6 separate regions of the Homo sapiens genome follow, and all the other regions are linked to region 4. Evidence: chromatin loops called from intact Hi-C (ENCODE). Cell type or tissue: dorsolateral prefrontal cortex. All regions are shown on one strand. Region 1 has its middle 18 kb from the start of XCL1. Region 2 has its middle 2.6 kb from the start of XCL1. Region 3 overlaps LOC125312414 (a long non-coding RNA gene). Region 4 has its middle 33 kb from the start of MIR557. Region 5 overlaps SFT2D2 (SFT2 domain containing 2). Region 6 overlaps GPR161 (G protein-coupled receptor 161).

Region 1 (4,000 bases), 250 kb before region 4:
GGAACCAATCTTAAGCAAAAAGAACAAAGCTGGAGGCATCATGCTAACTGACTTCAAACTATACCACAAGGTTACAGTAACCAAAACAGCATGGTACTAGTACCAAAACAGATATATAGACCAGTGGAACAGAACAGAGGCCTCAGAAATAATGCCACACATCTACAACCACCTGATCTTTAAGAATCCTGACAAAGACACGCAATGGGGAAAGGATTCCCTATTTAATAATGGTGTTGGGAAAACTCATCAGAGTGAACAGGCAACCTACAGAATGGGAGAAAATTTTTGCAATCTATCCATCTGACAAAGGTCTAATATTTAGAATCTACAAGGAACTTAAACAAGTTTACAAGAAAAAAACAACTCCATCAAAAAGTGGGCAAAGGATATGAACAGACACTTCTCAAAATAAAACATTTATGCAGCCAACAAACATGAAAAAAAGCTCATCATCACTGGTCATTAGAGAAATGCAAATCAAAACCACAATGAAATACCATCTCATGCCAGTTAGAATGGCAATCATTAAAAAGTTAGGTAACAGGCCGGTCGCGGTGGCTTACACCTGTAATCCCAGCACTTTGGGAGGCCAAGGCAGGCAGATCACAAGGTCAGGAGTTCAAGACCAGTCTGCCCAGCATGGCAAAACCCTGTCTCTACTGAAAATACAAAAAATTAGCCAGGTGTGGTGGTAGGCGCCAGTAATCCCAGCTACTTGGCAGGCTGAGGCAGAAGAATGGCTTAAACCCAGGAGGTGGAGGTTGCAGTGGGCCAAGATCTCACCACTGCACTCCATCCTGGGTGACACAGCAAGACTCCATCTCAAACAACAACAACAAAATCAGGAAACAACAGATGCTGGAGAGGATGGGGAGAAATAGGAACACTTTTACACTGTTGGTGGGAGTGTAAATTAGTTCAACCATAGTGGAAGACAGTGTGGCAATTCCTCAAGTATCTAGAACTAAAAATACTATTTGACCCAGCAATCCCATTACTGGATATATATCCAAAGGATTACAAATCATCCTACTATAAAGATACATGCACATGTATGTTTATTGCAGCACTATTCACAATAGCAAAGACCTGGAACAAACCCAAATGTCCATCAATTATAGACTGGATAAAGCAAATGTGGCACATATACACCATGGAATACTATGCAGCCATAAAAAAGGATGAGTTCATGTCCTTTGCAGGGACATGGATGAAGCTGGAAACCATCATTCTCAGCAAACTAACATAGGAATAGAAAACCAAACACTGCATGTGGTCACTCATAACTGGGAGGTGAACAATGAGACCACATGGACACAGGGAGGGGAACATCACACACAGGGGCCTGTTGGGGAGTGGGGCCCTAGGGTAGGGATAGCATTAGGAGAAATACCTAATGTAGATGACAGGTGGATGGGTTCAGCAAACCACCATGGCACATGTATACCCATGTAACAAACCTGCACGTTCTACACATGTATCCCAGACCTTAAAGTATAATAATATTAAAAAAAGGAAATGGAGAATTCATGTACCAGTTTTTATTCCTCTGATAGTTATAACTTTATAGCTAATAGCTTTACATAGAGAAAATATAAGTTCACAGCCACAGAAAGAGAACTTGAGCCAGCCATCTCACCCCCAAAATGTGTAACTCTGAGGAAAAATGACATTTTTTTAATTGCTTGGTGAATATTCTTGAAGATCTGTGCATGTGAGTGTGTGGGTGTGTGTATATGTGTAAGGATGTTTCGTGTCCCAGGACATATTTAGTGCCATTTAAAACAAACCAAAACATTAATATGCTTAAAAGTAGATTTAAAGCAATGCAAATGCTAAGCCACAACAGATTTTAGTTAAACCAAAGAATTAATTTAAAAAGTAAGAGATCCAGACCTCGAGAACCTCTGCTGCTGACTATGAAAGGGAGCTGCTTTGTACCAGGCACCTGGCAGAGTTTTTGCTTCCCATACTTCATATACAGCGAGTATGAAAACAGATTAAGCATCCTCCTTGCATTTTATTGCTGTTTCCAAACCGCTATTTCTCCTTTGCCCTGACCTTCCCTACACAGAGACTTTGAAGATAAGATCTTGAGGTAACACTACCAGAAACCAGATTCCTCTCCTGTTGCAGCCCTCTCCAAAATCCAAACATCCTGGCCTTCATTATTTGAATATTTTAGCATGTGGTTCTCGTCTCTCCATCGTTACTTCTACTATAATTCTTGCTGATTTCACTATCCATGCAGACTATTTGTTTTTAAATATTGGTCTGATCTCTTCTTTCCACCCTATTTCAGACCCTATTTCAGTCCCAAATATGATCATGTTTACACCATCTCTTCTGCTAACCATCCCAGCCACTATTGTCTCTTGCATGGATTATTTTAATAGTCTAACTGGAATCTTTCATGACCATATATTGTCATCACCAATGCATGGCATCTCATGCATTACCTTGGTTCCTGGCCAGCACACCCTATCTTTGTATCTCCTTTCTTCTTGTATCTTAATCCCAACAATTCTTCAGCCCCACTAAGTCCCCAAATATTTTGACTTTACCACCTTTGCACTGACTGTCACTCCCTAACATCCTCACTCACCTCCTTTCCCAGCTTAGCATTGCTAACTCCCTTGCATACACCGAAAATGCCCTTGCTCCTCTCCCTCCTTCAGTCTAACCACATTTCCCTAGTTCTGTAGCTCTGCCACTCTTCTAGATGTCAATTTCTTGCTTTCTTCTTTCTTTCCAAGCTAACAATGCATTTCTTTCCTCCTTTCCACTCTCAACTGATGACCCTGGAAACAGTAAGATCCATCAAAAGCAAGCCCCATCATGCTCCAACCACCAAACCTTCCAACCCACATGAAGCTCTCCTGATAAATTCCTCTACGTTTTCTACATTTGCAATGGATCAGCCATCCACTATCCTTTCTACAGGTTCTTTTTCACCGGTTTTGGTAAGGATGTAGAGAAACCTAAAACTTTATGCGTTGTTTAAAGGTCAAGTAAGATGATACGTTCACTTTGGAAAACAGTTTTTCACTTTCTTAACAAGTTGAACACAGACTTACAGTAAGACCCAGCAATTCCACTGCTAGGTATCTACCCAAGAAGAATGAAAACGTAAGTCCTCACAAATACTTGTACATGAATATTCACAGCAGCATTATTCATATTAGCCATAAAGTAGGACTTTCCAAATGCCCATTTACTGGTAAATAGATGAACAAAATGTGGTATATTCATGTAATGGAATACTATTCAGGAACAAAGAAATAGACTACGGCTACATGGTACAACATAGATGGGTCTCAAAAATAGAATGCTAAGTGAAAATAGGCAAGACTCAAAAGACTACATATATCAACTCCATTTATATGAAATGTCAAAGAAAAGCAAATCTATAGGGACAGAAAGGAGATTAGTAGCTGCCTGGGAGTGGGAGAAAGAATTAAATGCAAATGGGAATGAGGGACCTTTTTTGGAGTGATGGAAATGTTCTGAAACTGGCTTGTGGTGACAATCACACAGCTCTGTAACTGTGCTGAAAACATTAGTTGTACATTTAATGTGGATAAATTTTATGGTATATAAATTATAGCACAACAATGTTGTTGAAAATACAGACCGAAAAAGTCCCAAATAAGATCATTTTTACACCATCTCTTCTGCTAAACATCCCAGCCACTATCGTCTCTTGCCTGGATTATTTTAATAGTCTAACTGGAATCTCTGTTTTTAGCCTTGACTCCTTAGAATTTACTCTTTATACGGCTAGCAGAAAAACAAATTGCATCATGTCTTTGCTCAAACAGATCCAGTGGTTCCCCCAGATAAACCCAGAGTCCTTCCATGGCCAACAAAGCCCTGCAATGCTCCACGAGCTCGCTGAGTCCCCTTATATGACTCTCCTCTCTGTCACCAGTCCTAGTCACACAGGTCTTCTTGCTGCTCTTCAGCACATCAATCATATTCCTGCCTCAGGACCTTT
Region 2 (4,000 bases), 230 kb before region 4:
GCATGTGTTTGCTTTATTACAACTTAACATACACATTTATAGAAGCTTTTGAAAAGCTGTGCTGTACCAACTTATTTCAAATTAAAAAAGAAATAAAATTATAATCTTACCATCTGACAGTTTTCATTTTCAATATTTTTCCAGTGAATCTGCATTGGCATACATGTGTTCTCATAATTGTGGTAATTTTAAATGCTGTTTTAACACCAACTTAAATATCTTCCCATTTTTTAGCGTTCATATTTCTACTTCAAGTAAATATATACACATACACATTAAACCATTTTCTTATAACTTATTATAAAGATCAGAACTGTAAGGTCAATTTCATTAATACACACCGAATTATTTCCCTTTAATAACCAGGAGTAGGATTACTGGGTAAAATGATATGATCATCTTTACAGCTCTTATTATATATTGCCATATAGTCTCCCCAAAATATAATTTTAGTTTGCAATGCTCCCAGTAGAATTTAAACATACTGATTGCAATGGAACTTTTCTGCCACTGAATTTGTTGTATGGTGGTTGTTCTTTATGTTATATAGGTATCTATAAAATGTATTTATTAAATACATGTGTAGTTAAAGGTCCATTGCTATGAGGAATATGAAAATAAATTCCTATGTTTTGATAAAAAGTATAGGTTAACCTCTAAGAGACTTCCCACTAATCGCATTTGATTTTTCACCCAGACTTCATTCTAAACTTCAAACTGGCTCTTTAATGATCTCTACCTTACTGCACAATCACTCCTTGAACACTGGACACATCTTCTATTCAAACTGCTTCTCCTCATATTAGTCCTTAGCATGGAGCAATGTGTTCTCTTCCATCTAATTTCCAAATACTGATATATAGGGATCATGTTAGACTCATTGCTATCCACCCACGTGTCTTTCTCAACCAAACTGGACTAAGTATACCTTCTAAGTAGTTCTTTGAGATGTGTCCTCCTTTCTTCCCACACTGCTCAAATCATAGGCCAATTGCAGTGGACTAACTGGTTTCCCAGACCAGGGCCTCCTCTCAGTCTGTTCTCTGCAGCTTTGCCAGGGTAATCACTGTAAAGCCTCAATCTAATCATGCCATTTCCCTACTGAGAACCTCTTTACTAATTCCAATGCCTATGGGATGTATTTCTAATCTTTCACTGTGATATATAAGAATGCTCAAGATCTAGTACTGCTTTCCTTTCAGACTCACCTTCCACCATTCACTCACACACTCCCAAACCTTAACAAACACATACATGTGCAGCCAACCCAATGGGCCAGCCTCTTTTATGCTCCTCACATGTTTCCTTTAACTGGAATACCCATGACAGCTCCCTACATAGTTACTTGTAAACTCCTCCTCTCTGTATAAGTTTTCCTGAATTTTTTTGATAAAATTAAGTTGTGCCACCCCTTTATGCTCTCTTAGAACTTTGTTCTGTTCTCATGGCTGTTCTGCAACGAATCTCATGGTGTTCTCCTACTCAATTACATTCCTGCGTCTCCCACTAGATGGCAGACTCTTTGAGAGTAGGAGATTCCCTTGTTATCTCTGGATCCCCGGCACTTGCAGAAAGCCTGGTATGTAATAATTGCTCAACAATTAGTTTTTAAGTAAAACAATTTTTTTAAAACGCCAAAATTACAATGATTGTGCATTAAGTGAAAGATGACCATCTAAAAACATAAAGCCATGCTTCATGACATTGGGCTAAGCAAATAAAGGAAACAAAGGCAAAAACAGACAAATAGAATTACGTCTAACTAAAAAGCTTCTGCACAGCCAAGGGAATAATCAACAGAGGTAGAAGACAACTTATGAAATGGGAGAAAATATTTACAAACTATACATCTGATAAGGAATTAATATGCAAAATATATAAAGAACTCAAGCAATCATTAGCAAGAAAACAACACAATTTAAAAATGGGTAAAAGACTTGAATAGACATTTCTCAAAATAAAACACACAAATAGCAATCAGGTATATGAAAAAATGTCCAACATCATTAATCATCAGGGAAATGTAAATTTTTTAAAAAAATATAATGAGGTATCACCCTACACCTGTTAGGATGGCTGTGATAGAAAAGACAAACGATAGCAAGTGTTGTCAAGGATATGGAAAAGAGGGAACTCTTGCACACTGTTGGCAGGAATCTAAATTAGTATAGACAGTATGGAAAACAGTAGAGTTTCCTCAAGAAATTACAAATAGAACTACCATATGATCCAGCAATCACACTACTGGGTATATGTTCAAAGGAAATGAAATCACTGTATCAAAGAGATATGTGCACTCCCATGTTTATTGCAACATTATTCATAATAGCCAAGATATCAAATCAACCTAAATAGATAAAGAAAATGTGGTACATATACACAATGGAGTACTAGTCAGCCAAAAAAAAGGGAGGAAATACTGTCATTTGCCAAAACGTGGATGAACCTGGAAAACATTATTTTAAGTGAAATAAGCCAGGTGCAGACAGATACTGCATGATCCCACTCACATGTGGAATCTAAACAAGTTGATTCCATAGAAATACAAAGTAGAATGGTGGTTACCAGGGGTTGGGGCGGTTGAGAAGCGTGGGGTGGGGTTGGGGATATGTTGGTCAAAGAATACAAAATTTTAGTTAGATAGAAGGAATAATTTCAAGAGATCTATTATACAACGTTGTGGCTGTAATTAAAAATATATTGTATTCTTGAAAAATGCTAGAGTGAATGTATTCTCCTCACAAAAAATGATAGCTATGTGAGGTAATGCATATATTGATTAGTTAGGTTTAGTCATTCGACAATGTATATATACTTTGAAACATCATCTTTTACACAATAAATACATACAATTTTACCTGTCAATTTTTTAAAATAAAATAAATAATAAAAAGAAGTAAAAAATAAAGGTGTGAACTCAGGAGATTGTGCCTGAGGCTTTCTCATGTTTTCAATGAAATCGACAATTTGACTAGTGGCTGAATTTTTATTTAGCATACTGACATGGAATTTGTTAAACTCTCAGAATGAATTGTTCACTTTCAGTTTGTCAAAGCATGCACTAGAATGTCATTTGGGGAAGATTTAAATAACAGACAAGAAAGTAGAAACCTAGCGCAAAGTGGGCATGACTTGCTAATGGGTGGACATTGGTTGACAACAATCAGTTGAGGCATACTTGTCATAATGAATATTTTTATCTTTGACTCTTCTCTTTCTCATGGATATTACACCCAATCAGCAAATACTGCAGGCTCTCTATCTTCAAATAGAACCTAAACACTTCTCACTACCCCCAAACCACCCTATGCCAAGCCACCATCACCTCTCACTTGGATTAGTCGAGTCATGCAGTAGCCTCCTAACTGTTCTTTCTGCTTCCATCTTTGCCTTAATTGACCACATCGACCAAGGTGACCATTAGAAAATGTCATTTCTTTCCTCAAAATCCTTCGATGGCTCTCCATTCTTAGGAGATAAATTCAAAGTCTTTGCAAGGGATTACAAGTGCCTATGCCCTGTGCTCTTCTCTCTCATTCACTCTCTGACATCCTCCCCTGCTGTTCTCTACGCCTCTTACATCAACACAACACGCGGCCACCTTGTTTCTCAGACATGTCAATTTTGCTCCTGACTCCAAGCCTTTGCATTTACTGTTTCCTCTGCCTAATACTCTCTTCCCTCAGATGTCAGCATGACTGATACCCTCACCTCCTTCAATTCTTCACTCAAATGCTGCTCATTGTGGCTTTTCCTGATCACCCAATTTAAAACTTTGTACACATGCCCATTCTGGTATCATTTGATCTATTTTTGCTGTTCTATTCTCATTCAGAACTCCCAACACCTTCAAACATAGCAGCAATTTACTTGCTGATTTTTTTTGTCTGTCTTTTTCCAGGAATTCCTTATCTTTTTCACTGCTGTTTCTTCAGAATCCTGTACAATGCCTGGCATAAAGGAGCTGCTTAATTTATATATCCAGAATAAATACAAGTAT
Region 3 (4,000 bases), 56 kb before region 4:
GCCCAGAGTTCCCTACCCTATGGTCTCATTGCTCCCTCCCAGGCACTGCTGCCTCCCAGGACTCTTCCCTGTCGGTAATATAGTTCTGTTTGATTGTTCAGTTAATTTTGCCTCCCCTGAAGACCATAAGCCATGTTGGCAATGATGGTTTTGCTCACCATTGCACCTCCAGTGTCTAAAAACCATGGGCAGGTCAATTCATTTTTGTTGAGTAAAGGAATTGTTCAATAAGTGCACAAATAAATTCACATTAAAACTTGTCCAAAAACAAAGGAGTTTTCTTGTGAGAAGCAGCTGCTCATTCTGGGGCATTCAAGTGCAGTGAGATGACAACGATGACCATTGGAGATGCTTTCAAAGTGATGCCGGCACTAGACAGATGGCTGGAGTGTGTACCCTTTAAGGACTCACCTATCTCAGAAGTCATGTGTGTTTCTGTATGTGTAAATGCACAAACAGACTGGAAGGATATGTGTTCAGCGTCTTTTCAGACTGTGAAGGTCCCTGCAACCAGAAGGAGAGCTGTCTTCAGGAAAGGATGAAGGGAACGAGCATCTGTCTGTGACTCTGGTGGTTGTGCAGGCAGGTCACCTCAAGGTGGAGTGACACTGTGGTGGGACAGGTGGAGCACCAGTGAGGAAGCTCTCATGGGCCTGAGCCAACTGAATTAATTAAGACCAAGAACAGTAAAGGGACCCAGAGGGCAAACTCTGAGAGGCAGTCATAAGCAGCACCCTCTCCCCAAACTGTATTACTCATTCCCACAGAAGTGTGTGTCTGCTTGCCTTTAATCTGTTCTGACTGTAAGCCATTTTGAGACATCCCAGTCCCAATGATGGCCACCATGTTCTGCATTGAATAGATGCTTGACATACATCCAATTAGTAAAAGCGAGTGAACTAAAGTTTATCACTTGGGGTTTGTTTTTTCCCCATCAGTTGCTCCTGCTGCTCAAGGGTGTGTGTGTGTGTACACATATGAATGGAATACACATGTATGGGGGGTGGGGTGGGATACAAAATTGAGGCACCAACAAGTATCCAATATGAATGTCTTTAAAGTCAGTATCAGCAGCAAAGAAGGTACTGCACATACGATGTGCAGGGGAAAACCTTTTTACCAGGCACAGACCACCACCAAAGCCCCTCTGCCTAAATCTGTATTTGAAAAGCTAATTAAAGATTTTTTTTTTCTTTGGGGTCTTGAAATACTTTGCCTTTGAAAGCTCTTTGTTAAAATGAAAATGCCTTTGGAAAGGGGAATGGTTTAAACGTCTATCACTTTGCTTTTTAGAGGGGAATATGGTGGATAATTAAGAAGAGCCTGGAAAATCAGACCCCAGACTATGAGTGAGGAAAGGTGAGCCAAGAGGATGAGAAGACCCAGCAGAGAGAGCTGCTGTCAAAAGGGGCTTTGTCACCTTTAAATATCATTTCCACAACTTTGCTTGGGGAAGCCCAAGGTTTAACTGCCTCTCCTCAAAGAAATGCTCTGCAGATCTCTAAGACAAACAGATAAGCTTAGGTTAGATTCAATTAGGAGAAAAGGTGCTACACTCACTTAAACTTTTTATGATTAAAGGCAACAAGCAGCATCTTGGAGCTCTGTAGCAATAAGACTTTTGCAGCCTGGCCATCCATCCCCTGGTTGCTAGAATGAGGAGCAGCAGCAGATCAAGCCACATATGCAGTGGTGGGATAAGGTCTCAATACCTGCTCCAGAGAGCTCAGGATCTAGTGAGCAGCATCCAGGGAAGTGGGTGTGGAGAAAGAAATGAAGGATGGAGAGTGGGAAACAACGAAAGAGAAGAGAAAGAGGAAGGCGAGTTAAGCATCTGGAAAATTACTGCAGTCTCATGGCTTTGGCTGCTTCAAAGCCTGGATGAGTCATCCACTGGTTGCCTAGGCAACGACTATTTTCCTCCTGCTGCTGATCAATTTCATCTGCACAAATGTCCCATGAAACTGTGAGCTGTGAAGATAATATACCCGAGTCACAGAAGTATTATCAGACAAGGTCTGCATTTCAAGTGTTCTGAAAAAGACCTTATGTATACCAAGCCATCCACCTTCCCATCCCACTCAGACCACACACACACACACACACACACACACACACACACACACACCCCTACCCTATGGGTAGTGATGGGCCAGGACAGGGGTCCAGGCAGGAGGAGATCGTCACCTCTGCCTTATCCTGGTTATGATCCCAGGATCTTAACTGCCCAAACTCACTGTCTCCAATTAGAGACAGAGAGGATATGTGGTCATTCCCTCATTTCATGTCTTAAAACAAAAATGGATGCTTGTATTAAAAAAAAAAAAAAAAAGAACAGCCACATTGGACAGCCAAATACAATGCCCTTTGAGCTGTGACCTGCACTCTGTGCTCCTGGGTTCTGAACAGGGGAGAGTGGCTACTGTCTCCACCCTGGGTCCTCCCAAAGACAATGCTGTCCCTTTCCCCTATCTTACTTTTCCTCCTAGCTCTAGTTGCTACATACTACATGCTAAATATACACTTTTTTGTGTCTTCCCTACTAGAGCATATGCTTCTTTAGCAGAGGAATTTTATTTATCCTACTCACCACTGCATCCTTATCTCCTAGCCTAGCTCATCCTACGCACACTGAGTGCTCAGTAAAAGTTTGTTGAATGAATGAAAGAAAATGTTCTTGGATCATCTCTAAGACAACCCTAAAAAATGTTTAAGAAATATGAGCAAACTCTTTCCAAGGTGACTTCTACACTGCAGACATGACAACACCTACACTATGTCTAATCTAGAAATTGTCACAATTTTTGTGATTTCCCTCATTTTACCTCCCCTATGTAGGGCACAAAGAACTTGGGAAAGGTCTTGTGTAAAAAAAAAAAAAAAACAAGTGTCATATACATGAAATCAGCCCATAGCACAAAACTAGAAGAGCTGTTATGTCTATTTATATGTTGCTAATATTCACTAAGGGCTTACAACATGGCAAGCACGTTACATGTATTTTCTCATTTCATTTTCACAGCAACCCAGGTAGTAAATATTTGATAATTCCCATTATACAGATGATGAAACTGAGACTAAGAGAGGTTAAATAACATGATCCTGATGTGCATGCCGTAAGTGGTAGCATCAGGATTCAACCTCAGGTGGCTAAAAGCCACCACTCCATATTGTCTCTCGGTTTGCCACACCCCTCCACTTATCAGGATAGCCCTGTTGGTACCATTTCCAACACACCTTCCTCCTTCAAGCAGCGCAGAATCTCCATTTTAGCCTGGAATGGTTTGTATTTGTACTAAGCTTTCTTGTTTTCCAGGTATCTTTATATACATTATACAATTTGCTCTTCAAAACAGTGTTTTCTGATAAGCAGGACAGATACCATAATCTGCACATTTCAGACACAGAAAATCAGAAACAAAAAGGTTAAGTGACTTCCCTGAAATCATTCACTTGTCAGAGCTAGGACTTGCACACTGGTGCTCAGATGCCACCACCACTCTTACCCAGATGCTCTCTAGAAAAGAGCATCCCGGGTGCTCCCAGTATGAATGGCCCCATGCCTAGAACCACACCCTAAGTTGGCTCTGGGCCCCCTCCAATTCTCAGAGCAGTCCCCGGGAAGCCTCAAGCTGGCAAATCACTCATCCACCTTGTCAGCTACTTGTAGGCAGATCCTGCCCTGGGGAAACTCAGGAATCTTTTCTCAGAACCTTCAATAAGAGGAAAATGTTCCAATATTTCAGAGACAACTTGTATATCTAAGAAAGAGACCAAATGTTATACTTAATTTAGAAGATGGTGACATATATTTATACCAAATTTTACTCTCACTCTCCTTGCCCTGATCCCCTCAGTCTCCAACCACTCTCCACCTACCACTTTCCACTCCACAAAGAAATAACATTGGATCACATTCCACAGAATGAAAAGGCTTTAAATTATAGCTTTATGAACGTGATTCTGAGAAACCAGTTTACAAAAGATCCTTATCAGCTAT
Region 4 (4,000 bases):
CCAAGTACAGCATGGACTTCAGTAACAAAAACCTTCCTGCCACTTCCCAACTGATTGCCCTAAGACAGTGCCCTTACTTAACTTCTCAGCCTCGGTTTCCTATCTATAGCATGAGCATAATCATCTTGGCTAACAGTGATAGGGCAAAGGTCAAATTCGGTAAAATATGTGAAATATCTGTAAGCTATAAAGCACCATGCCCATATTTTTGGACATTATGTTTTATACATCGATTTACTTAACATTCATCCTGGCAACCTCCTCATTTGCATGCCCTCTGGCAAACAGAAATCTAGGACACAGCACAGCAAACTTGGAAGCATAGAGAAAATGCAAACTATGAGCAAACCTAGCATAAACACACAGATTTACCAGGAAATCATTTATACTGTAAGCAAAGAAATAAATTTTGGTGCGTAAATGTAGGGGATTCATTATTAACTGAATCTTACTCTTTAGTCAAAGAAGGTTTCCTGAAGAAGGAGGGATGTCAGGCAATTTTTAAATACCAGAAAGTTGAGCCTAAGAAGCACTTATGAGGGGTAAGTAGTCCATTGACCCAGGACAGCAAGTAGATGTGTCTCATTCCATCACCCAGGCTACTAAGAGAAGAAGAGGGGTATGAGAAGACATTGAGTACATAGACCAAGTTCCCTGTTTCACTGTGAGTCACATGAAGACCCTGAAACGTGAGGATGTCAACTCAGAGCCCACAGATGGCAAAATCAGGATTCTTATCCTCTACATACTTACAAATCTCTACTACCCTTGGAATTCAGGGCTGCTTAGATGACAGACAGAAAAAGACAACGTATCTCATGGGGGCTCTCACGCTTGCTCTGATTCTGGCTTCCTCTCCTTGGCCTTTTGTATCATCTCCTGGGGGTCTCTAGAGCTACCTAAGTAGCTAACAAGCAAGCTGAAAAGCTCATCTTCAGCAAGATCACTTTTGCAAGCGTAACAGTCTCAGATGAAATAGATTGGCTTCTTAAAGGACTTTGGCAGCACTCAAAAAAAAATCCTTTTGAAGCAGCAGTGCATGTGAGAGGGAGTGGGGAGCAGGGATGGTGGGGTGGGCTTACGACATTCTAACAACCAGAGGTCTCATGATACCTTGGCTTTTCCTAGAGAGACAGGACTCAGGTGTTCTGGGCCCTAATGATCCACTCCTGTTTTCACTGCCTCCTCTGTCCCCCACTTGTCCTTGTCCTTCCTCTAGGAGGCAGCAATACAACAGGGCTGTGTTACACAGTGGGCTCGATCATCCACTCTCCAAAACGCTCAAAGAACACAGATGGACTCTTCCTTCTGAGTAAATCCTCCTCAATTAGAAAGCTCCTCGGCTGGCCCTATCTTAACATCTGCCTGAGGTCCATATACTGTCTACGAGATGCTCATTAGTACTGCAGGCCCTAGAGTCATCGGTAGACCTTGGACACCAGTAAAACATGTAGAACCATCTCCTCCAGAGCCAACAACTTATTATGAAACCTTCACATTTTCACTGCCAAGCAGGTAGCAGGGGGGCCTCAGAAAACCACAAGCTTTGTCTCTTTTCATACACCTCTAATATCGAGGTGTCAGGTCAGACAACTCTACCAAAACTGCAGTATAAAATCCTTTATACTGTAAGCAAATATATTTATTTCAATGGACCACTTAACCCTCATAAGTGCATCTTAGGCTCAGCTTTCTGGTATTTAAAAAATTGCCTGACACCCCTCCTTCTTCAGGAAACCTTCTTCGACTAAAGAATAAGATTCAGTTAATAATGAATCCCCTACATTTATATACCAAAATTTATTTTTTTGCTTACAGAACCAAATTTATTTCTTTGCACCAGGACCAAAATTGCATTATACCCTCCTCAAGAAGCTTCGTAAATGATTATTTGGTTTTGAACTTTGTTTTTGGTGTTTTGCCTGTCCTACTCAGAAGGCAGCTTTTATCCTGACGACGTTTCAGTTTTAGCTATGGCTCTCTCTAAAGCTGCTAGTTTTGTATGGGTAGCTCCTTCCTTAGAAGGAAAATCTGCAGTATCTTTTTTAAGTTCTGCGTCAGAAGACGGCCTGGACGGAGGGTGGGGTGACTGATGAGTTGGAGCTTTGCTGCCACCTGGTGTCCGACCGAGGAGGATGACGCAGTTCCCTAGATAAAGACTTGCAAGCTCTAGAGCCTCATCTGCTTTGCCGTGGGCGTGGGTGATTGTGCAGAGTTCTGGGTCACGCGCTTGGCTCTGATTTAAGGAGGTCAACCACACATACCCACGGGCAGAAAAACGGAGGCTGGCGCCTGCCGTCCCACCCCATCACCAGGACGAAAGGGGTGGGACCAGCACTCCCCATTTCCACAACCTTTCCCATGGCTTTTGGGTGACTTTTCCTGCGCTCCTCCCCCAATACGATATTCTCCCCTAAGGAATAAATGGAGAGACAGAGGGGGAAGCAGGAAAATGTAAGCAATGTGACTTTCTCTGGGGTCCTCATTCCCCTGCAGAGAGCTCTGAGGACTAAAACCAAGACTTGAAGGAGAAAAAGAGGTTTTAATATCCAAGCTCTGAAATCTCCAGGTTATGCAAACCATCAAAGTGATGTGAATGGCCTCCCGTAAGTAGGGATGGAGAGGACCCTGTGAACCAACTAGAAATAAACACTTAGGAAAAATAGCTTCAGCTTATTTAACTAAAGTTACGTCTGATGGCTGTTTGTGATTCCTCTGCAAGCTTGAACCTCTAATAGCACCTGCTATGTATTACGTATGCCCAAAGTGGGGACATTCATACAAGACTTCTTCACACTTTTAATAATGATAATGCTGTGAACTTTAGTTAATTAGAAGGATCGGGGACTGGGCAGCCTGATTAATTCAATTTTCTAGTTAACTAAGAGTTAATGTGGAAGTTATCCCTCTTTTCTAGGATTTTTGGTAGTTACAGCTCTCAGTGCTCATCTGTGTCTGTGGAATATTTCTGTCAATGTGAAGACTCTGACACATGCTTATCAAATTTTAGAAGATATAGGCTTGAAAGGTTTGGTAATGCGTTACATGGCAGAAGTCATTCAAAAGTAATTTAACGGGCTTATATTATGAGTTAAGACTAAAGTCCTGGAAATATATATTTTTTTAAGTTAACCATACAAATACAGGATGTTGAAACTTGGCTTAATAGCAGTTCATGTGGGAAGCCCCAGGCATTTTAGTAACCCAATGTGGCTGCCAAAAATGACAAAGCAGTCTTAGGCAGTGCTGAAAGAGAAAGGCAGTGTTGGGAGCAGGAAAGATGGGAGCTCTACTGAATATGCCATGGTGGGGTCATGTCTACAGATCTCCATTCTATTCTGCCTGCCACAGCAGAAAAGGAAAGGGAACTGATGAAAGTTTTAGAAATCACGGCATATGAGGAAAATTCAAAGCTGCTGACAATGTTTGCAGTAGAAGAATGGAAGGCCTAGGGAGAAACTGAAGAGCTATATTCAAACATGTGAAGGGTTGTCATGGGAAAAGAGGACAAGGCTTAGAGCTGTTAAAAGAAAAACTTTAGACAAAATAAATTTAACAGAGTTTATTTGTCCAAAGAACAACTCATGAGTTGGGCAGCACTCAGAACCAGAAGCAGTTCAGAAGACTGCTGCAGCAGCTTGGACAGCAAGTTTATGGGCTAAATGCAGAAGGAAGGCAAAGAAAACGTATTTCAATATCGACTAGAGTCTTTACCAGTCAGCAACCACAAACTAACTTCTGTTGGTGGTTTCTGACTGATAAAGGCGCTAGTTTCATTTCACTGTTTTATGCTGGGATTTGGTTTGCTTAGTGGGAACTTAAAGCCCAGGAGCCATTCCAGCCTAATGACCTCCCAATTTATATATATATTTTTTAATTATTATACATGACCTCCCAATTTAAAAAAATATTTTAGCAATTCCTCACCTATCAGCCTCTTGTTATGATAGATTGACCACAACATGGCCATAAACACCACTCCCTGTCATGATCATGGCTG
Region 5 (4,000 bases), 110 kb after region 4:
GTTGTCCTTGCACTTACCGGACATGAGTGGCTTAATAATATTTGTAACATCTCAAAAATCAACCATTAGTTCAGCAAAAATGCCACAGCAGGCAAACAAGGAGCCTCCTGTGACCACTCAAGACCACTAATGCCATCTATTGGCAGTGGGCTGGGTTGATAGGCATTTGCTCTGGAGCCTGACTTCACTTTCATCATTACGAATCCTTAAATTAAACAGCTTCTGTGTTTTCTTAATTCTCCCACCCACAATATGTGAGTTTTATCTCCTTTGGCTACATTATTCAGTGGGCTATGTGGGAGGGGATTGTTTAAAAGGTTACTTACCACGTCAATGCCAAAGACTGCAAAATGCAGAAGATAAGTGCAAGTCCCTTGTTATGCCACTGGAAAAATAATAATATGGTTATAGGAGAGTGTGAGACAAGGGGCAAAAGCCAAAATGGTTAAGAAAAATTAAAATATACATTTACCCAAAAGGCAGAACACAGGGTAAGTGCAAAACACAACTAAAGGAAGAAAGGAAACATTAATTAATGACAATAACATGGCAGGAAAAAAAAAACTCAAAACTTGTTATTCTTCACAAATGCACAAAACTTATGCATCCTTCATCTCAAAGCAGTTAACCCACCTGAGCACCCATATTTGGCAGAATAGTTAAAAATCTCCATGAAATCAAACTAGCCAATAAAGATTCACATAGATAAGATGTTCTTTTACTTTCAAGTTTTCCCAGAACCTCTGCCCAGCAAACAAATCACATTTCAGGCCCACCCATTCATCCGTCCATCCATCTTTTCATTCAAATGCACTAAAGTAAGCTTAACACAAATCTTTCTATTTTAACTCCTACCAAATGCTAGTCTCTGCAGCAGAAAGCACATGTGAGGACAAAGGTTAACCTGAGATATCAATCTCACAGTCAGCATGCCAGTTACTTGTGTACCTATCACCTAACACTTTCCCTAAGGCCATTCTTAGAAAGCTCTTTCTGCAAGAGACTTGTCCAGGCCGTGGGCATCTGAGGCTGGCCAAGGACAACTGGTGCTAGAGCAGTCAGCCATGCCTTTCTTCGCCATCCTTCTATAACAATAACTACTCAAATATGTCCTAAATATTCTCTGTGTCCAGCATTGTGCCCAATACTCTAAAAGGACACAAAATAAACAGGAAATGTGGTCACAGCTTTTGATAACTCACCTATTTGAACAAATGAGATTATATAAATGAAACTAAAAATAAAAGTATGTTCTTCAAGTTCCAAATGTTGCAATAGCTATAAAAGTCCAGAGAATGTAGGTCTGGAATGATTTTGACAACCACAGGGAAGAAAATAGGCCAAAAATGAGAGGCATTTAGGGTCAATGGAACAGGAAGATACAACAAAGCTAAAGACAATGTTGTCAGAGCAGGGTACAAGGATGACAGGCCATAAGGAGGCCACTCCCACTTTGGGGAGACTGATGAAAAACAGTAATAAGTCCCCAAGTCAGATAATGAGGAATAAAGAGGCCATTCTATAAGACAGGACACCCACCCTAGAGAATGAGTCCTGTGTTTCTGAGTTATTCCCTCTAAGCCCTGCCTGTGTGTGGCTTCCACAGTCACCAGGAAGGTGTCTGAGCTCCCTTACTACCACCACACCACTGTGGCTCATCTGACAAGCAATGCCCTCTAGAGGTGCTTTTCAGAACTGGTAGCACCTTGACACCCACTGAAACACAAAGTAGGGGAGGAGGGGATCGTAGTATTACTTAGAGTGTTCCCTTCTGCCACATGGTTATAGGAATAGGGTAATAAGTCAAGCTGAACGGAAAAAGAGAAGAGGTCTTTAGATTTAAAAAGAAAAACATCCTATACAATAGAAATAAAAACTCCCATCTGAGAAGTCCAGCTAAAAAGCAGACCTTACCAGCACCATGATAGTTGCAATCAAACGAGTAGGCTCAAACATTCGCTTCAGCTGTTTCACTGGTCCCATGAGGAAGATGGTACTAAAAGGCAAACACACGCACACAAGCCGTTCAGAACAGAACTGCACTAGGCACACTGAGTCGCCTCCCCAAGATTTCCTGTGGCAATAGTAGCTAACATTTGAAAAGCTCTCATTCTGACTGTGCTGAAGGGCCTTTCGTGCATTTTTCTCATTTAATCCATCAACAACCAACCTATAAAGTAGGAACAATTACCACACCAAAGCCCACAGAGTTACTTTATCCAAGGCCACCCAACTAGGGAATGATAGACCCAGGCTGTAAATGCATGTGGGTGTTACTGTAGAATCATATCATACCACTAGGTTGGATAAGCCTTCTCCTTGAGAGGTGTTACCTTGCCTCCCTGACAATAACTACTCATGGAAACAAACAAGGCTCAGGAAGTTTAAAGAAAAACCATACCTTACAGGCTTAGGTAGCTTATGTTAAAAAGTAGAGCATTTCATTTTCTTTCATAATCTTCAGGGAATAATTCTAATGATGATGATATCATCATGGGTTATTTGTTGAATGTTTGCTAAATGCCAGATATTACATATATTACCTCATTTCTTCTCCTCAACAACTTTGTGAGTTATGTATTACACTTATTTTAGAGACGAGAAAATCACACAGCTACCATTTGACTCTATAGCTATTGGATTCCAAAGCTCTAAAAAGACAGACCCAGCATGCTGGGTTTTTTTTGTTTGTTTTTTTTTTTTTGACATGGAGTCTCACTCTGTCGCCAGGCTGGAGTGCAGTGATGCAATCTCGGCTCATTGCAACCTCCACCTCCTGGGTTCAAGTGATTCTCCTGCCTCAGCCTCCCAAGTAGCTGGGACTACAGGCACACGCCACCACACCCAGCTAATTTTTGTATTTTTAGTAGAGACAGTTTCACCATGTTGGCCAGGATGGTCTCGATCTCTTGACCTCGTGATCCGCCCAACTCGGCCTCCCAAAGTGCTGGAATTATAGGCGTGAGCCACTGCGCCTGGCCCCCAGCATGCTTTCTGTATGAATGAACTTGAGAGATGGCTAGCAAGAGTAATCACAAATGAAGCAGACTGTCATGTCTAACACATCAACTTGGCATGAGCCACCACACCCGGCCAATAAGTCTTCCTCTCTTTGAAGTGCCATTAAGTTGCAAGGCTTCACTCTCAAGTGTCCCAACTAAGAGAACACTTCTTTAACCTACACCGAATAAGAAGCAACAGTCAAGGCTGGTCCTAAAAATTAAACATAGCATATACACAAAACCATAACAGACTACAGGCAAAGACACAAACTCCCAAATACCCTGAAAATAACAATTTGCTCCCTTTATTATTTCCCTACACAGTCTATGAAGAATCCAGCCCATAGGGATTTGCTAAAGAGCTCTTCTAGACTAAGCAACACACCCATATATTTATGCTCAGTCTAGACTATACAATGTAACTTACACTGTCTGCCCAAAACACCCCCCCACCCAAAGTTAGTATTGGAGAAAGCTTTACAGGCAACAAGAGACATCTCTAAGGGTCAGCATTTTACTGTCATAAGCACTAATAAATTAAGCTTTACACAGGTAGCCAGAATCATGCAATCAATCATTTAATTAACATCCCCCATTTCCAGCCAGACACAGAGCTAAGTTTGGGTACAACTGGGGACAAGATACACGTGCAGCCCTTATCAAGTGGCTTACAGATCTAACAAGTCAGTGTAATAAAATGCTACCTGCACTGGCACATAAATATAGATGTGATACTGAGAGTCCAAAGGAAGAGGTCATCAATTCTGGAGAGGAGGAGGTAATCAGGAAAAGCTTCATAGAAGAGGTAGCTTTTGAGCCAGGTCTTAACAAATGAGCAAGTATCTACCAAACCAGGGGAGGTACAGATAGGGCAGCATTCCAGGCACAGAAAACAACCAAACAAGGGCACAACGGCATTTTGGGAAATGCAAGAAGTTCAGCCTGGCTGGGAAGCACACTGGATAGGGAATGGGACAACGGTGAAGCCAGATCTCAAA
Region 6 (4,000 bases), 260 kb after region 4:
GCCCTGTCCATTAGAGCACAATCTGGATAGAATGCCAGCCACCAAGATGCATGAGGGGCAGGGTCACCATCTCAGAAGGGGAAGCACAGGAATGTGATTGGGATGGTTAAACCTCTCTTCTCCTCCCTTTGTGCTGGAACAGCAGTTGAAGTTTGGTCCTGGAGTAATTGCTGTGATGACTTGGGAAGCCACTGATCTCCTCTTGCGTCTGCCCTTGGCCTGCATCATGACTAAATAAGTTCAGGACTTCTCTGCTTTGGTTGGCAGAAGGTAGATTCCAAGGAGATCTTGCTGGTTGCTGAGAGGCAGCTGTTCTAGAAAGTGAATTACCCTTGTGGTTTTTTCTTTGGGGCCCAGCTAGCTCCTGGTGAGGTTGTGTTTTTGTGTTGTGTGGCAGAAACCAATGGTTAGCTGGTCCCCTGGTCTGCAGTTTGTAAAAGACCTTTCATGAGGCCTGGAGTCTTGCTACCTGTGGTGATTGAACTCAACTATTCTGGGTCACCTGGATGCCAGGCGCTGGCCTAGCTTCTGGATGGGAGTGGGAAGGAGCAGAGGGCAGGTTCACCTGTGCAGGTCAGACACTCTGCTTCCATCACTGGATGGCATTCCTACGTCTGCGTGTGGTTCACGTTTTCTATATATATTCCCTGTATATATTTTTTTCTAGCACTTGTCTACTTTCTGAAGGGACCATATTCCTGATCAACTAGTGTGCACAGAGGTGGAACAGGGCAGAGAGACCTTTATCTCTAGGATGGGTTGCTGGTTAGGTGTAGGCATTCTTGAGTGCAGCAGCTTGGCTTTGAAACGCAAGGGTTGGAGAATGTTCCCCTGACTGTACTAGACTGGGCTCTAGGGAAAGAATCCTGAGACAGCCCCCCACTCCCCCACTGACCCCACACTAGCTGGGCTATTATAGAATTTAATCTAAATCTAGAAATACTGCATTTCACAAAATGATTCACTGTGTTTCCCTTTTTTTACTGAGGTCCAATTCATTTAGTCGTCTACCAGACACTGCACATCCAGTGTATGCGAAGCACCAGGCTAGGCTCTGTAGGCAATACCACTAAAGTGTGCACTCTGATTTAGGGAGCAGGACCTGTGGATACCGATTCTAATAACTAGCAAAGTCAAGTCGTGGTTATAGAAAGAAGTGTGGCTTCAGAGGGAGGTGGGTATTTCCAAATATGGAGTTAGGGATGGCTCCATGAGGTAAGTGACAGTTTGAGCTAAGTCTTGAAGGATGCTTGGCAGCTAGAACCATATTTTCCATATTCAGGAATTCAAATTTGCCTTTATTCAGCTAGAGAGAAAGAGAGAAGGGGGTGTGGGGGAGAAGGAAAAGAGAATTTTCACACATTTTGAAGTTCCTGAGAGCATTTCTGAGGATATCTGCCGTTAGTGCAGAAGGTCGAAACCCCAAGTGCCCCCACTAAACCCAGGCTCTTTAGCTGTAAACTGCCATGCAGTGGCAGGCCTGCAGCCTTCCTGATGGGACCACATGGACAGTGGCACATGGGACATTTGGCTACTCGTTAGCTTAAACAACTCAGTCCTGTGTCTTCTGGTTTTGACAAGACCACATTTAGGACTGCTGCCCACCTCTGCCTCTTTCATTGAGATTTCCGCCTTATTGGGTCCCTGTGCTATGCCACAGATACCAGGTTTGGGGTTGTTTTGACCCAGAAGGCATTGGGAGTCCCACATTACAGAGCACACACACAGCTCAACACAGCCATTTCCCTGGCCAGAGGCACCAAGACTGAAGTTCAGGCCCTTAGACACTAGGTGGCAGCGGTGTGGCTGTGCAGAGCCAAGGATGAACCTGAGAGCTTGTTTGCCTCTGGCTGGGCACTCTTGTTTTGAATTCCTTTGCCCTTATCGTGTAGTCCACGGCCTTGGTGACCAAGGACCACCTGGCTAGCCTGCTTACATGCATGACCCCATCCAGGTTCACAGGTATTGCCACTGAGTGATCTTAGGTAGATCACTGCTCCTGGAGAAGCAGAGTTGAGGAGTGTAAGACAAGGGCCATCTAGTGCCAATGTTCCTTGATTCTTATTTGAGGAGCTACTATGTGGTCTTTCTGTAAACAAGTGAACAACCAATGAGACTAAATATTTGCAATAGATAGGCTAAGGAATTTGGGTTGAGACAGGAGACGGAGGAAAAATGCTTTGATACAATGACAGATGGTTAGTCTCTTCAGATTTCCCTGAATATTTTCCATCCCGACAATATGCCTCTTAGATACTTGCAGATTAGACATGTCTCTGGATGGACCACAAGATACATTCACAACATGTGTTCAGCCTTGAGCCCTGGCTGTGTCCTGTCTGGAAGGAACTGAGGATGATGTGGCTATAAAGAGGAGGCAGTGAGCTGGCATGTGACTGCCTTCTGTGGGCCTGACCTGTTTGACATTTGAGGGCCTATGATGTGCTAGGTGCTGTGTTAGGTACTTCCAAATGCTTTATCTCATTTTACCCCAGTGCAAGTGTGATATAGTGAGGATGGTGAAGACGTGGGTATGGTTAAGTCATGAGTTCAGATCCCGTGCTTCCAATTACATGGGTGTTTTCAAACAAGTCACTACTTATGAGTTTCCTCATCTGTGAAGGGAAGTTTAGTCATCTGTTTCAATGTGGAGACACACAGGATTGAGGGAGTCCTCCGTCACAGGGTGACTGTCTGGATTCTATGAGGAAATACTTGGAAAGCATGCAGCACAATGCCTGGGGTGCAGCTGAAGCTGAGCCACTGGTGTTTCTTCACAGTATCTCTGTGGGGAGGGTGTATTATTCCTTTTTATAGGGATCTCTATAATGAAGTGAGAATCTTGAAAATATAAGTGTTATCCTAGATGGGAGGTGTTAAAGGTTTTTGCCTTGGGAATTTTGTCATATTTGTTGCACAGCAAGGAAGGACTTTCAGAAAAGCAGGGATGTGGTGAGGAAGAGCAGGCAATAGAGAGCAGGGAGGAAAGGCTAAGTAGCATCTGGAACTTGAGAAGTCTAAGGGAGCCAAAATGAGATTTTCTATTAAAAATGTCTATCCTCAGCCGGGCGTGGTAGCTCACGCCTGTAATCCCAGCACTTTGGGGGGTCGAGATGGGCAGATCACCTGAGGTCAGGAGTTCGAGACCAGCCTGACCAATATGGAGAAACCCCGTCTCTACTAAAAATACAAAATTAGTTGCGCGTGGTGGTGGGCGCCTGTAATCCCAGCTACTCAGGAGCCTGAGGCAGGAGAATCACTTAAACCCAGGAGGCGGAGGTTGCAGTGAGCCGAGATCGCGCCATTGCACTCCAGCCTGGGCAACAAGAGCGAAACCCCGCCTAAAAAAAGAAAAAAAAGAAAAAGTCTATCCTCTATGCTACTGGCCTGTTTGTACAAAGATAAAATCATTCTAATTTGTCCGGAATGACTATCAAAGATGATCAAATCCCCAGGGCCTGGTGTAACGTTCCAAATCATAGCACAAATACAGCTTGACCTTCCTTACAGTCCAGAAAGGACATTCTCCCTGAGAAATGCCCTTGGTTGCTGAGGACAGCTCTGTCCTGTAGTGACAGAGTGACTGCCTGGCTGTGGCTCTTGGGTTCACAGAATCCCTAATCCTCCAAGCCCCTAAGAGGCAGGGCAGGGATGCTACCCACAATATATGCAGAACCCCAGATGGAGCCTGTGGGAGAGAGAGGAAATTACCGTCTTCACTGTAGGCAAAGGAGAATGGCTGTGATTAGCCATATATGCCTATAAGAAGGAGCAGAGCCATACTGTCCTTGTGGGTTGGGAGAGGGGACACAGAATCCAGGGCAATTGTCTGAGGTCTCAAAGTAAGTTAAGCCAGAGTCAAAGCCAAACTCCAAGTCTTGGCCAAGGGGATGAGAAAAGCAAGGAGCTAGTCTTATAGGTCAAGGAAGATGAGGTATAGTTAAGAGTCATCAGTATCACAGAACAGGCCAGCAGGGCTTTATTAGGTATGTAGAACTAT

What was found. Hi-C counts contacts between places; a loop is a spot of excess contacts. Peaks named below come from ENCODE experiments on the same cell type or tissue, not always from the same donor. Only the 100,000 strongest peaks of a DNase experiment are listed, where the experiment ranks them.
Region 1: it touches region 4 in a loop (3-fold over the local background); 12 of 110 quality-filtered maps call a loop at or near these places.
Region 2: it touches region 4 in a loop (3-fold over the local background); 73 of 110 quality-filtered maps call a loop at or near these places.
Region 3: a loop joins it to region 4, with 10 times the contacts of the local background. A loop is called at or near these places in 7 of 110 quality-filtered maps.
Region 5: it touches region 4 in a loop (5-fold over the local background); 11 of 110 quality-filtered maps call a loop at or near these places.
Region 6: it touches region 4 in a loop (2.8-fold over the local background); 4 of 110 quality-filtered maps call a loop at or near these places.

The regions. Positions count from the first base shown.
Region 1 is chr1:168,592,800-168,596,799 of GRCh38, reverse strand. No RefSeq gene overlaps it. Among named protein-coding and RNA genes, the nearest start is that of XCL1, 18 kb to the right of the region's middle. In dorsolateral prefrontal cortex, no CTCF peak of the experiment used is centred here; no DNase peak of the experiment used is centred here.
Region 2 is chr1:168,571,979-168,575,978 of GRCh38, reverse strand. No RefSeq gene overlaps it. Among named protein-coding and RNA genes, the nearest start is that of XCL1, 2.6 kb to the left of the region's middle. In dorsolateral prefrontal cortex, a CTCF peak has its summit at 1,537 (motif pointing right); no DNase peak of the experiment used is centred here.
Region 3 is chr1:168,397,092-168,401,091 of GRCh38, reverse strand. It overlaps LOC125312414 (a long non-coding RNA gene), which reads left to right. Exons shown (of 8, transcript NR_176090.1): 8 at 1-901. LOC100505918 (a long non-coding RNA gene) reads left to right here. Exons shown (of 5, transcript NR_176059.1): 5 at 1-901. Among named protein-coding and RNA genes, the nearest start is that of MIR557, 24 kb to the right of the region's middle. In dorsolateral prefrontal cortex, no CTCF peak of the experiment used is centred here; a DNase peak (open chromatin) is centred at 1,891; H3K4me3 peaks cover 414 bases; H3K27ac peaks cover 3,248 bases; H3K27me3 peaks cover 351 bases.
Region 4 is chr1:168,340,994-168,344,993 of GRCh38, reverse strand. No RefSeq gene overlaps it. Among named protein-coding and RNA genes, the nearest start is that of MIR557, 33 kb to the left of the region's middle. In dorsolateral prefrontal cortex, CTCF peaks have their summits at 1,204 (motif pointing right) and 2,110 (motif pointing left); a DNase peak (open chromatin) is centred at 2,113; H3K4me3 peaks cover 1,317 bases; H3K27ac peaks cover 3,347 bases.
Region 5 is chr1:168,233,097-168,237,096 of GRCh38, reverse strand. SFT2D2 (SFT2 domain containing 2) reads right to left here. Exons shown (of 8, transcript NM_199344.3): 4 at 1,915-1,996; 5 at 473-508; 6 at 327-385. Among named protein-coding and RNA genes, the nearest start is that of SFT2D2, 9.1 kb to the right of the region's middle. In dorsolateral prefrontal cortex, CTCF peaks have their summits at 140 (motif pointing left) and 1,675 (motif pointing left); a DNase peak (open chromatin) is centred at 120; H3K4me3 peaks cover 248 bases; H3K27ac peaks cover 1,927 bases.
Region 6 is chr1:168,080,226-168,084,225 of GRCh38, reverse strand. It overlaps GPR161 (G protein-coupled receptor 161), which reads left to right. Exons shown (of 6, transcript NM_001375883.1): 6 at 1-4,000. Among named protein-coding and RNA genes, the nearest start is that of GPR161, 55 kb to the left of the region's middle. RefSeq lists a silencer at 1,641-1,935. In dorsolateral prefrontal cortex, CTCF peaks have their summits at 1,584 and 1,786 (motif pointing right); DNase peaks (open chromatin) are centred at 1,785 and 2,712; H3K27ac peaks cover 3,169 bases.